3 separate regions of the Homo sapiens genome follow, and all the other regions are linked to region 2. The links are chromatin contacts, found by Hi-C or POLR2A ChIA-PET in ENCODE. All regions are on one chromosome and are shown on one strand. The core of a region is the stretch at or near the end of the contact, and the rest is flanking DNA. Distances in the headings are between cores, read along the strand shown.

Region 1 (4,303 bases), core at 659-3,158, 370 kb before region 2:
AGCACCTTTGCTGTATTATTTTAGTCAAGGGAGAAAGCCAGCTTATTCCTCGGCCTCCTCAGTATCATCTCCTGACCCATCCACTTTGATGTTTGTCCCATGTGTTGTGCAAACAAAACTGGATGTGGATTTGTCACTTAACATCTCTCTGCCTCAGTTTCTTGACCTGTTAAACAGAGATCATAAGGTTTTCTCTCTTGCTAGTTTCACAGTCTTACTCTAAAACGCATTGGCTGTGCGTTCAGATGAACCTGCCCTGCTCTGCCATCCACCAGGTATGGACTTCTTTTTCTCCATTTTCTCATCTGTAATATGGGCTTAATACCCACCTCACAGGGTTGTCTTGAGGACTGAATTGTGTGATGTCTATAAGCCCTCAGCCCTGCACCTGGCACACACAGTAAGAGAATAAATGACCATAAATATTAAGAAATAGGTTGAGTGTGCATAATGATAGCTAACTTGTATTGAGTGCAGGTGATGTTCCAGGCACCATCATGGGGGTGTGTATGTATTAACCTATGACTACAATAGGTATCCTGATTATCTCCATTTTACATATGAAGAAACTAAGGCTCAGGGAAATCTGATCACTTACCTAATGTGTGTAGTTAGTGAGTGGTATTCAAACTTCAGCAGACTGTTGAGCAAGTAATTGCTTTGCTGGATTGTTTAGTGCTTGGCATTTTACCATAGCTCTTTGAAAAGAAAATCAAGTCTTTAGGTAGATAGTTACATTCACCAAATGATTAGAGCCAGTGTAGCTACTACTGGGTAAATGAACTTTTCTTACTATTGACTGAGGCCCCTTTAGTACACTTACAGAATATTAATAAGAAAGTAGGTGAGAAGAAATGTATTTTTAATCACAGTATCTGAGCTGGCTTCTCAGTGTGAGTCTACATGGGTAGATGATGAATCACCCCAAACTGACCCTTTCCAGAAATGCCTTGTGAGGGCAGCACAAAGGAAAACTTTCCATTGCTTAACTCTCCCCACAGCCCCCACCCTCAGCTATTGAAATAAAATGCCAAGAGGCTGCTTGCCAGCTCCTGGACACCACCTCCAGAACAGCAGGGAGTGTCTTCTCTCCCTTTGTGGCAGGGACACATATGGTGTTCTTAGTGTCAGAGCAAGCAGACTCTGTTCCAAGAGCTGCTTTTCAATCCAGCCTCTGTGCATGGGATGGCAGCAATGGAAAACAGTGCAGGGTCCTGGGTCTGAGGGTCATCCTCTTTCTGCCGGTGCCCCTGCCACCTGCTAAGCTCTTGTCTTTGGTGGAACAGGAAATACCACTCAGTGCAGGTACAGACCTAGCCTGCCTTGTACACCTCCGTGTCCTGGTCCTTTGTAGATGCTTGAATGAGAACCAATCAGTGAGGAAAAGGTATGATGCCCCTCCTGTTCAAAACACCTATTGAGTACCAAGTACTACACCCAGATATCATTTTCTTCCTTCTTTCTTTGGCTCAGGTCCTAGCTCCAGACCTTGTCAGCCACGTGTCCTGGAGCAAGTTATTTTCTCTCTCTTTGCCTCATCAAGAAGATGGACATAATAATAATTCCGTGCAGAGAGTTGCTGGAAGAACTCAGTATAAAGCAACTGGCTGACAGAAAGTGCTCTAAGTGCTAGTTCCTCTGTCATTTTGAGACCAAGCCAGATGTGTTAGAGATGTCCCTGGGGGAACTTGTATCCTGGAATTTGACAGCCTGGAGAGATCTGAAGGCATTCTCTGGTCCTGTACCCCAAATGAGGTTTGAAACCCTCCAATGAGCTCCCTATTTTGTAAGTTACAAAACCTTTGGCAACCGAGAAGAGGCATCTGTAGCAACTTTAGCTGTGTCCCAAGCTCCAAGCCATCCGCCCTTCCTTCCCCACTACCAGGCAACAGCCTGCTGTCTGCCTCCTACTCAGACATCCACGGTCTGGAACAACCCCAAAATTGTCATCTGGGGCAGAATACACAACACCCAAAAGATGGTTTTGCTTTCTGAACCTCACCTGCAGCCACTCCTGGCTTCTCCACTTCCCATCCTTTATGACATTCATGCTGCACACCTCCCCTTCTCTAGAGAGACAGTAAGCCTCTCCAGTGAGAGGCAGGGTGTGCAATAGTAACATGCATTGGCTCAGGAGTCCGACTTTGAGGGTCTGCCGCTGACCTGCTTTGTGAACTTCAGCAAGTTGCTCAGTCTCTCTGTGCCTTCTTCTTGTCCCCAATAGGAATAATAGTAGTGCTACCTCATCAGGTTTTTGAAAGATTCAAACAAGCCAAATGTGAAGCATTTAGAATGTGGCTGGCACATAGTAAGTCTTCAGTGAAGATTAGCTAGTATCATTGTCCTAAAGTGATAAATGTCACCAAAAGGGGGAGTAGATGCTGCAACTAGAAGTTGGATGTAGTCAGGCTGCTAAGACATGAGACCTGAAAATCCAGTTTGCTGTGGATTTGCCATGGATTCCCATGGCGACTCTCAAAAGCAAAGTTGCTCAAAGGCCATTTAAGGCTCATAAAGTCAATGGTTGTTTTGCCTAAGAAATTTTTGTGGAATGAACAAATACAACATAGTAAGGATAATCATAATAGTTACCATATGTTGCATGCCACATTCCAGGCACTTTCACATGTATTGATGGAATTAATTTTCACTACAGTCCCGTGAATAGTTATTATTATTATCATCTGTTGTATGAATGAAGTATTTGAGGTTCACAGATGTTAGATAATCTGTCCAAGGCCACACAGCTCATGAGTGTTGAAAGTAGGATTGGAATCTCAGGTGGTGCTCCAAAAGATGTCCACTGCAGGCCACAGGATTCTTTATTTTAACATATTTATCTATGGCTGCTATTAGGAACCAACTGAAGAACAGTCCTCTCTCAGATGTTATATCTCCTGTGAAAATTTCAGATTGGGATTGAAATGGCCCAGGGAGGGGCCAGAGACAGCTATGAAAGAGCCACAGATATGGTGAGGAGTGTGTCTAGATGATCCAGACACCTGCGGGGATTGTGCAGAGCAGAGCTCTGCATCAGGCCACATGCAAAACATCTTGGGCATCTGCTGTCTGGGGTAGATGGTAGTTTGGAGAGTCCCCTGGCCCGATCTCCACCATTGCCTATACCAGGTGAGAACTGAAGCTCCATTCTCTGTGCTAACCTCTGGTCAGATTAATAATTCTATATAGCAGCCTGAATCCTACCAATATGATGACAAAAGTCTTTAATTATTTATTTATTTTTGAGACAGGGTCTCACTGTGTCTATCACCTAGGCTAGAGTGCAGTGGTGTGAACGTGGCTCACTGCAGCCTCAACCTCCCAGGCTCAAGTGATCCTCTACTTCAGCCCTTGGAGTAGCTGAGACTGCAGGCAGGCATCACCATGCCCAGTTAATTTTTGTATTTTTGTGGAAGACTTGGTTTTGCCATGTTGTCCAGGGTGGTCTTGAACTCCTAGGCTCAAGGAGTCCTCCTGCCTAGGCCTCCCAAAGTGCTGAGATTACAGGTGTGAGCCACCGTACCCAGCTGACAAAAGCCTTTATTCCTTTCTACCCTAAGACTAAATCCAACTCTGTGGCTTAGACTCAGAGTCCTCTGTGTTCTCACCCATTTGTCCCCTCTTCTTAACCTAAAGGATTGCCATGATATGGGAGATTTTGATGCCTGACAAGGGGTGGGGGAAGCAGAAAGGAGGAGCGAGTAACAAAGGCCTTCTCCAGAAGTGAGGGAGGCCAGCCTGGACACAGAGGGCCTGTGTGCTATGTTAGGGAGCTTGATCTTTATATAGAAGACTATTGCTTCAGAGTATGTTCCTTGGATCAATAAATCCATACATCTATATAGTTCTTACATAAGAAAAATAAAACAAACAAAAAGTTAACATGTTCTGGGTAACTTTGGGTATGGCTTGGTTAAGCAAAGTTGAATGTTTCTTCACTGCAGAATTTCTCAGAGCCTTTAATAAACTAATGTACATTCTTAGCCTCCAAAAGTGGGCAGCTCTGTCAAATCTGATTTGACCCCCATCATCTTAAAATGCAGGAGCAGGCCAGTCATGGTGGCTCATGCCTATAATCCCAGCATTTTGCGAGGCTGAGGCAGGTGAATCACTTGAGGTCAGGAGTTTGAGACCACCCTGGCCAACATGGTGAAACCCCATCTCTACTAAACATACAAAAATTAGTTGGGCATGCTGGTGGGCACCTGTAGTCCCAGCTACTCAGGAGGCTGAGACAGGAAAATCACTTGAGCCCGGGAGGTGGACGTTGCAGTGGGCCGAGATTGCACCACTGTACTCCAGC
Region 2 (4,523 bases), core at 1,723-4,222:
CATTTTGATTAGACAACGGTAAGTGTCTATTCCTCATCTTTCTTTAGGACGGATGACTTAACAAAGAATATTTTCTTTGCGAATAGTAGGGTGTAAATAAAACTTTCTCTGTACAACTAACATGCCATATGAGTAATTTTCCTTCCAACTAAAAGTTTCTAGGCTTTGTGGGAATTAGTTATTGTTGTGATATGTACACACAGGTATTGAGCCAAGGTCCTGGAAAAATGAACTGATGAATTTATGTATTTGGGTGTTAAATATTTGATTACTGAAATTAGGGAAACCAGACAAAAAGTGGGGTGGGTTATACTCAGTAATGCAAAAAGCTGGTTCAAATGTCACCTAGTCAATGAAGCCATCTTCTCAACTATGCACATGCTTTGATTATAGAATCTGCTGAATTATGTTTGGGCATGTAAATATCACTTACCTATAGTTTAAATTGATTGAGGGTAAAGGCTGTTAGCTATGCACAGCAGATATTCACAACTGTTGAATGCATAATATATTTCAACATTTTACTTTTGCTTTACATTTTAGTAAATGTCTCACCCAGCAAATCAGGTAATTTACTTAAAACAGTGACAGTATTTTCAAAATAATATCTCTAGCTTAGATAGATTTCTACCCACAAAACAGTTCTAATATAGACTGCTATACCTTACTAAGCTATCCTATCATCTGGTATTATTCCCAATTATAAGATTACATTTTATTTCCCAGCCTCAGGTTGGGCTTTGTGCTAGTTATTAATTTACTGTTTCTCAGCTTCAAAATGGTGGACATCCAGTGGTGCTTTGACCCTGCCTTTTGCCCAGAATAGCAGCCCCAGCTTGGCCTTATCAATACCTTTGCATGGTCTTCTCAACAGACACCACATACCCCAGGCCGCAGTGGTACCCTGACCCTCAGCGTGCCAGCTGAGGCTTACGTGTGCCCTGGATGGTTGCTTCCCCTTCACTGGACAACTATGAACAGACCCAACCTGGCGACCCAATGAACTTCTCCACCATAAACTACTGAACCCTAACTGATTAGACCATGACTGATACAGTAATCAATATAGAAGCCTGAGGCCTCAGAAATGAAAACTAAGGTAACCACTTTTGGTCTTAACTGGGACAAGAATCAACCTATTTATTGAAAGTAGCAGCTTCTAGGTCATTTTTTTTTTATACCTAGAGGCACTAAGCCCCATCAGCTTCTATTTTTCTACTTAGAGGTACAAGTGATGACACTTAACATTAGTTACTTCAGGTTAAGAGCTGTCCATAATGAAAAAACAACAACAAAAAATCCCTCAGTACTTTCTGCACACTAGAAAGGCACAAAGAGAGCCACTACAGAGAAAATATGAATTAATTTTAAAAGTGGTTAGGTCGTAAACACATTAGCTTTAATACAGAAGAACAGGAACTCAGGAACTTCAGTTACCATAGGTGGAAAATACTCTTTGCATACAGAACTTTCAGCCGCAGCAGCACAACTTAGAAGGTGTATATTGCAATGCAGTGAGCTTGAGCTTTGGTGCTGCACAGATCTTGGTTCAAATCCCAGTTGTCGTACTTTTGAGCTTTGGCCAATTTACATAATCTCTGAATTTGTATGTGTAATCTCTGAGATTCTATGCGGGAGGTAAATGTTACATCATCCATGATGATTGATAAGTAGCATACACTTCCTGCCTATAACTGAAGAAATTAAAAAAGATAAGCAACCAGTACAGTGATTAATTTTCCCCCTTGCTTCCTCATTTTATAGGTAAGAATACTGAGGCACAGAAATAAGGTTTTGCCAAGAGCGCAGTAACTTCTAAAGCTGAAACTAGCCTTAAAAGTCTTGATTTTAAGAGTATGCAAACTTGGGAAACAAAGTTACATACAATCACCAGTAGTTCCACTGGGAAGAATAACTTAAGTTATGGTATTAAGTACCATCTTATAAGTTCCTGATATACCATTCCCCATCAGACTGATGAGCTACTAAGTGCAATTTATGAGATTAAAAATTTAAATTTAACATCTTACATTTCCATAATACTTTATGCTTTATAAAGTGATATAATCAATGTTATTCCACTTGATCACAAGAGTCTTATATTTAAAAGGCTCATCTTTTAGTAATAGGAGTAACAGAATTTCATAAACTAAGAAATTTTAAAATATACATTTTAGGTATTAAAAAAAGCAAATCATGACTAATTAATGATTTTGCTAAAAGTTTCTCAACTTTTAATGAAAACCCATTTTCCTTAATGGTATGTATCATACAACAGAGGTTAAACTGAGAGATTCACAAAACATTCATTTTCCCAGGAAGAAAGCTGCTTGGACTTGTTGCAAAAAAAGCAAAGATACGGATAAAATGTGAAAATAGAATTTATATGATCAAAGAAACAAAAGACTGCTATTGAGAGGCTAATAATTTTTCAAAATACATCTGTAAACCTTACAGTTTCAATTAAATGGTGTTTCAATATTACAAGTCTAGACAAACCATATCCTCCCTCCAACCCTGTTTGCCCCCCATCTCCTGAAACCAATGGAGACACACACACATTTTTGTAATATAAAACTATGTAAAAGGATTTTATAGAAAGACTATTGCCTTTTCCATTCACAAAAAGTTTAAATGTCTACTGAAATACACTATTTGCTGTACATAACTTACTGGAATCTTATTCGTTTTCATATTGGTGAACGTGAGCCATGGAGGACTAGTGTTTTGGATGGGAAATTCTATCACTGTTCCTGCATTATCTGACTGAATACATCTACCCCATATATTCATAAGACACCTCATAGCATGGTAACATGCCAACTTTTACCCATTTCCTCCTTCTTTAAAGACACTGACCTAGTGCAGATCCTAATCAACTTATACTTTCATTATGGCAAAATCTTCCAGTTCTTTTCTGATGACTGCTATCCTCTCCCTGTTTTGACCTACTGACTTGCACATTATGGCCAGACTGATAAAAGTAAATCTGCACTGTTACTTCCTTCTTCAAAAATCAGTAAAAGTTTCCCACTAATAGCATCCCATTTAAATTAATGGTTAATTCTTACCGGCCATACACTTGATTCTTTCACTTCTTCACTTCACCTGAGACAAAGTCCATCATAATGCAGTATGTGCGGGACACGTTTTCCTTGAAAACTAAGATTTAAGTGCCAATTTAACTTTTCTCCCACACTTTCACTACAATATATTAACTTACAGCACCACCTATCTTTCAATAAAAGCTTAACCAAGAACTAGATTTACATTTAGCATAATGCCCTTAGGCTGGCTGATACAATTTAGTGTAAAATTAAGTCCAAAGTGCAAAATATTTTTTAAAAATCTAAAAATAAAAGTTTCATTCGACATTATATAAAATACCCATTAAGAGTATATATAAAGTTCTCAGTAATGTTTAAAACCAAGGACTCTGGCCAGTCGTATACCAATGACTTAAATTTAGCACAAAATAGTGAATGTAACTAAAAATTGCAATCAGCGAGCAGAGCCAGTTTGACTTATAAATTCTAATATTCATTGATATTTTCACATCCAAGTGTTAACTGGAATGTGTGTTGCCTTTTCCTTAGAAGTACTCCCAATATTTTGGTCATTTTTTCTGTTCAAACAAGAAACAAAAATGAAGAGGCAGAAATTTTTTTTATATCCTCTCAGTGTGATACCTATCTATTTTAAATAAATTAGTAGTATAATGTGGAAGGGGCCTGGTAGTGTAGCACACAGTTCAAACCAAGTATACCATACTCCTTTCTCAGTGTTATTCTTTGATCTCAAACTACAACAAAATTCTTTTTAGAAATGAAAACTTCCTTAATCTAAACCACCTCATCAGTATAGAAATACCAGAGACAATATTTTTGGTCAGAATGAACAAGCATTTGTACCAGAAGCTGAGAAGTCAAACCATGAGAGGCAGGTGATTATATGAAAAGCCTGGTTGTGAGGTCCATGAATTAAAACATCTTAAATTTATACAGCGATTTCCCTTGTACAGTTCAACTCTCTAAGGCAGGCTGAGTAAATATTAATGCCCATTTCACCTATAGGGAAACAGATGCACTACTGCTTATGTACGTCAGTTCATGAAAAGCAGAACTCTGAGTCAGGCTTATTTATGGCTGCCTCATCATGTTCTGTTCCTCAGATATAAAAATTAAAATGAACAAACAAACAACAACCACAACAAAAACAACGGCCTAGCACAGTAGCTCATGCCTGTGTAATCCCAGCACTTTGCGAGGCCAAGGTGGGTCGACTACTTGAGCCCAGGAGTTTGGGACCAGCCTGAGCAACATGGCAAGACCCTGTCTCTAAAAAAAAAAAATAGAAAAATTAGCCAGGCATGATGGTGCATGCCTTTAGTCCTTAGCTACTCGGGAGGCTGAGGGAGGAGGATCACTTGAGCCTAGGAGGTCGAGGTTGCAGTGATCTGTGATCCCAGCACTGCACTACAGCCTGGGCCACAGAGCAAGACCCCATCTCAAGAAAAAGTAGTA
Region 3 (4,711 bases), core at 357-2,856, 260 kb before region 2:
TTTTCAAATGACATTGGTCTTTATTTCCAGTAGATGGGCAGTAAACAGGGTCAGGGTGGTCAAGGGATATGATTAAGTGTAGTAGTAGAAAATGCATTCTTTTTTTTTTTTTTTTTTTAGACAGAGTCTTGCTCTGTTGCTCAGGCTGGAGTACAGTGGCACGATCTCAGCTCACTGCACTGCAATGTCCACCTCTCTAGTTCAAGCGATTCTCCTGTCTCAGCCTCCCGAGTAGCTGGGACTACAGGCACATGCCACCATGCCTGGCTAATTTTTTGTATTTTTAGTACAGATGGGTTTCATTATGTTAGCCAGGATGGTCTCGATCTCCTGACCTCATGATCCACCCGCCATGGCCTCCCAAAGTGCTGGGATTACAGGCGTGAGCCACCGTGCCCGGCCAGAAAATACATTCTTTACAGCAAATGTTATAGGTTAAGGAGACAGTTCCTGGGTTTAGCTGTGAAACTGTTTAGGATTTTCTTTAAGTGGTGTTCCCAAGAGCTTTTTTCTGGTAAGTTGGAGGCTATAGGCAAAGCGTCTAGGAGCTTGTTGTTTTTTGCTATGGAAGGCCAGCTTTGGGATCTATATACATGGGCATGTTTCTCAATGGAGTGGTCACAGGATTCTCTTCTCAGAACTCTGCCTGAAACCTTTCCGGTGTGTTTTGTCTTCAACTTTTTCCTAGCTATCCTATTAGCCTGTAAATATGTCAGCAGACAATGTGTTTGGAAGAAACAAGGTGTACAACTTCACAAAGCAAGTTTTTTCTGGTCTGAGACTTACTGTGTGCAGGAAGTCTCGTGAGAATATACTTAGAAAATCACACTTATCTGGAAATTCAATAAGTCATATTAAAAATATACAATTTCTTGAACTCAGGACTAGCCTGAAAATCCAAAATGCATGTAGAGTTGACATGTTGACATATGTCTATGTCCTCTGTTTTTATTTAAGCCTCATTTATTTCTCCCTTGCCATGCCCATTTGGGATTTTCTTTGCCCAGCATATGTGCCATAAACAGAACAAATGGATCCAGGGTATACCTCTAATAACCTTTATCTAAATAGAATACATTTAACCTGTCAATTATATGTATAGATTTATCCTAATTGGTTCAACATATATATGAATGCTTGTAATAGTCTGTTACTATTTGATAATGCATAAATGTTATATTTATATACAGTTACAGCAGGCCAGAAACATACATACACTGCATCCTGTAAGGTCTGTAAATCAGGGCTTCGGCAATGCCATTTTGCTATAGACTCATTCATGTTTTTTAGGAATCAGAATCATTTCAGGAGAAAACCAACTAAGTAGACTTTAATTCTTCTCTTTCTCATTCTTGCCCTTTGAGAAACCCAAGTGGAATCATCACTTAATTACTTACTCAAATTCAATGAATCAAATCCAATCCAATCAGTGAGAAGAATAGCTTATCTTTCAAGGTAATACTTTACCTTAGATCTTTGAGGGCATGCTTCCCATACAAAGAGCATCAGAAAATCAGGGCAATCATCTAGATCTCACAGATCTTCAACATAGGACTCTAGGTTATGAGAGCTGAACCACATAGCTATCAGTTTCAGTTTTTACTTCCTATTGAGTGTGTAGAAACACAGCCTATGGTTTTGCTGTCTGCGGAAGTTACCATACCCTGTAAAAGACAAATATTTCTTTCTCCTCTCGAACCACTAGTCAGCCTGGATATTCATGAAAGCTGAAAGAAGGGGTGCCAAAATGCCTAGCTCCTGGATTTAGACTCATGGAATATGAGAAAGGCTTAGGGAAAATTCAAGTCATGGGGAGATTCCTGCTAGGTGATGCCAGGAATCTCAATGACCTGTTGATTAGAGGGTCTCTGGTCATTTCCACTTGTGTGTGGAGAAATACATCATTTGCATATGTATCTAGTCAAGAAGCCCTTTTGGAGCAAAGTGGTTGGGAAACTCATTTACTGGGTCCACCAAAGGAAACCCAATTCTGCCATGTTTTTGCAAATACTACACGTCCCTTTGCTCTCAATAGCAAAAGTGATGTTATAGTTTTTTTTACTTTTGTCAGAATCAAGGCTTCGGCCACCTGTGCAATATTTTCCCATGGAATGCAGCAGTAAATCCAAGTAGGTATATCCGTGCTCAGAGAGAATTCTCCATAGTTCTGACTCCTGAAAAACAAGTCTCATTAGCTCTCATCTAGTTTGATGACTAAAAGTGCACAGCAGTTATACCCCAGTGGAAGTGATTTTTCTCACCTAGCTGCTCTCTAACTCTTACGGCTATCTAGTTGTCTGAGCTGCTGGTTTGTTTTACTTATTCTCCAACTGAACTCATTCCAAACCAAGAAAAAGGACCAAATGAAATTTTCAGTTATTATCATACTTGCTCCTTGAATAAGAATGCTAGAGTCTGGAGGCAGAAGAAGACTAAGTTAAAAAAAAAACAGCCTGAAGGAATTCTGGAGTGAGTTTTGTAAGTCTAATTGTCAAAGAAGATAAATGGTCTCAGTATCTGTAGTAATTTCTGGTTAAGCCTAGAGGGATCACTGAGTGCCAATCCAAGCAGGTGGCACTAGAGGCAGATTGTTCTCCTAGCATAGAGTGAGTTTCCAGCTGCTCATGACACATTTTCTTATGATTTTCCCTAAAAGAAAACCAAATTTTCTACTCCACCTCTTCCTTTCCTATCATTCCACTTATTGTTGCTGCTTTGCTAACAGCCAGCTTAGTAAGCCATCACACAAGTTAGTGTGAGGCTTGGTTTTAAAATAGATAACAGAGAATCTTGATTAAATAGTATCCAACTTTGTAGCATAACACAGCTAATTCAGGCAATGACATAGAGATGATAAGAAACAACATGGTTTGGTAGAGGGAACATTTGATTTAGACTCTGCCCATTTTTAGCTGTATGACTTACATAAGTCATTTTGTGTCCAAGCCTCATTTTCTCCCATATGAAAAGTGAAGGGGTTGGATTAAATGACTAAAATCCCCTTCCAGCCCTATGAGCCCAATGTATTATGATCTCTGCTTTGTTTCCTTCTTAAGAGGCTTCCTACTATAAAATGTGACCTATTTACATTTTAAGTTGAAGTAGCCCACAATAATGAATAATCAATTTAGATTTTTCTCATCTCCTTTGGGAGAAATTAAATTCAAGCCTCTATTCATTTGATGTTTTACAACAAGCTTCAAAGTTGGCCATGTTCATTCACAGTTTGATATTTTGAGACACCAATAAAAGTTTTTTAATAAAAGTTCCCTTGACTTAAACTCACCTTCCTAATAGAAGTAGTGATTTGGCTCACGGAAAAATGTTTCCAGAGTCAACATGAGAGGACTGGATGAACCTACAGCCTCACTCAAGCTGTTGCATCATTGCTGCTGTAGCAACAGAGCCCTCTCTGAATACCCAAAACACACAATTTTCTCCAACAATTCTAATTGCCCACCCAGTATGGGAATTTGAGAGCCTTTGGTGAATAACCTTGATCACTCTTTTGAAATTTGGTACAACACTTGCACAATCACGGCAACTGTTTGTAAATATCTTTTCTTCTCCGCCAGTATGTAGACATGCACACCCATTCACAAGTAAGCCCGCAAATTCATTTTCACATTTTCCTCTTGGTTTGTTTTTATCATGGGTATCACATTGCAGGAAGAGATGCTCTAACTTACAAGAATGGAATTTTCTGACTATCATTGCCCTCTTCAAGGCCTGATTAGTTTGTAGGGTGGATGGGATACAATGCATGGTCTACAAGGTCCATGTCACCAGCCATGATCTTTAAACAACCTCTTGCACTTTCTGGCACTGCTGCAATGGCCCATGGTGGACACCTCTGCTGTTTGTCCAAACTTCTGCTAAATAGAGTAGTGTTGGTATTTGTTGTGTTGTGAACTCCTTTGTTGTCAGAGAAGACTTCAGCTCTTCAGGTTTGCAAGGGCAAGATGTAAAGCTAGGACTGAAAGGATTGGGTTTTGTTTTTCGGCCGGCTTTTTTCCATTAGTGCAAAAAACCTGATGCAAGGGCAGCAAGATAAACACAATTTCTTCATTGACCCAGATAAGAACCTGTAGAAAAGTGAGAGATGCCCCTAAGTTCCTATTTCATTTATCCTAAATAATATCCTGAATAACTACTGATCAGTTTTTTTCTATGTCCAGCCTTGCTTCACTTTCCAACCTCCAGGCCAAATATTCATTTTGATATTTTACAAAATCCTTCTGGTTTTTACACAGGGCCCTTTTGTGCTGAGAATAAAACCAGCTATTGGAACAGACCTCACTGCTTTGTAGAGTCAGAAGTTGACCTAGAGAATGGGTAGCAACAGGTCCTCAGTTTCTCTGGAGACACCCCCAATCCTTGGGTGAGTGTTGAAACCTGACAACTGACTGTTAGCCTTGTCATCATCCTCACTGGAGATGGAGATGTTGCAGTCGGAGCCTCACTCCTTCTGGGGCACTGTTTCTTCTCATGGCAACCATTTTGCCTGCCTGGAAACAGCCTGTTGCCTTTGCTAGGGGGCAAATACACACACTAGCCAAGGAAGTTGGTCCAGCACATCTCTGAGGTTTCTCCCCCATGGACCCATGGAGCGAATTCCCTGAGATAAATGATCAGAAAGTTGGCTGTCTGGTGGTTTAATACTCCATAAGAGTTACTTCCCTTATAGAAAGTCATCCTTTGGCATCTAGAT

Evidence for each region. A loop is a pair of places that touch in the nucleus more often than their neighbours do. ChIA-PET counts read pairs that join two places held with the same protein, here RNA polymerase II (POLR2A). Pooled maps may share reads with other maps.
Region 1: a loop to region 2 is called in a pooled map, with 2.1 times the contacts of the local background. The contact joins two enhancer-like sites. A Hi-C loop is called at or near these places in 1 of 168 maps with a recorded cell type or tissue (IMR-90) and 3 of 50 pooled maps. POLR2A ChIA-PET finds 5 or more read pairs at or near these places in 2 of 52 experiments (MCF 10A and activated naive CD4-positive, alpha-beta T cell).
Region 3: a pooled map shows a loop between it and region 2 (2.6-fold over the local background). The contact joins two enhancer-like sites. A Hi-C loop is called at or near these places in 4 of 168 maps with a recorded cell type or tissue (Jurkat, heart right ventricle and psoas muscle), 2 of 37 single-sample maps with no recorded cell type and 7 of 50 pooled maps.

The regions. Positions count from the first base shown.
Region 1 is chr11:35,360,921-35,365,223 of GRCh38, reverse strand. All of the region lies in intron 1 of SLC1A2 (solute carrier family 1 member 2), which reads left to right. Among named protein-coding and RNA genes, the nearest start is that of SLC1A2-AS2, 56 kb to the left of the region's middle. Within about 2 kb of position 1,908, at least 19 of the 41 ENCODE cell types and tissues checked have a DNase peak (open chromatin) inside an H3K27ac peak, as active enhancers do.
Region 2 is chr11:34,996,745-35,001,267 of GRCh38, reverse strand. No RefSeq gene overlaps it. Among named protein-coding and RNA genes, the nearest start is that of MIR1343, 57 kb to the right of the region's middle. Within about 2 kb of position 2,972, at least 4 of the 41 ENCODE cell types and tissues checked have a DNase peak (open chromatin) inside an H3K27ac peak, as active enhancers do.
Region 3 is chr11:35,254,351-35,259,061 of GRCh38, reverse strand. It overlaps SLC1A2 (solute carrier family 1 member 2), which reads left to right. Exons shown (of 11, transcript NM_004171.4): 11 at 1-4,711. Among named protein-coding and RNA genes, the nearest start is that of SLC1A2-AS1, 25 kb to the left of the region's middle. Within about 2 kb of position 1,606, at least 5 of the 41 ENCODE cell types and tissues checked have a DNase peak (open chromatin) inside an H3K27ac peak, as active enhancers do.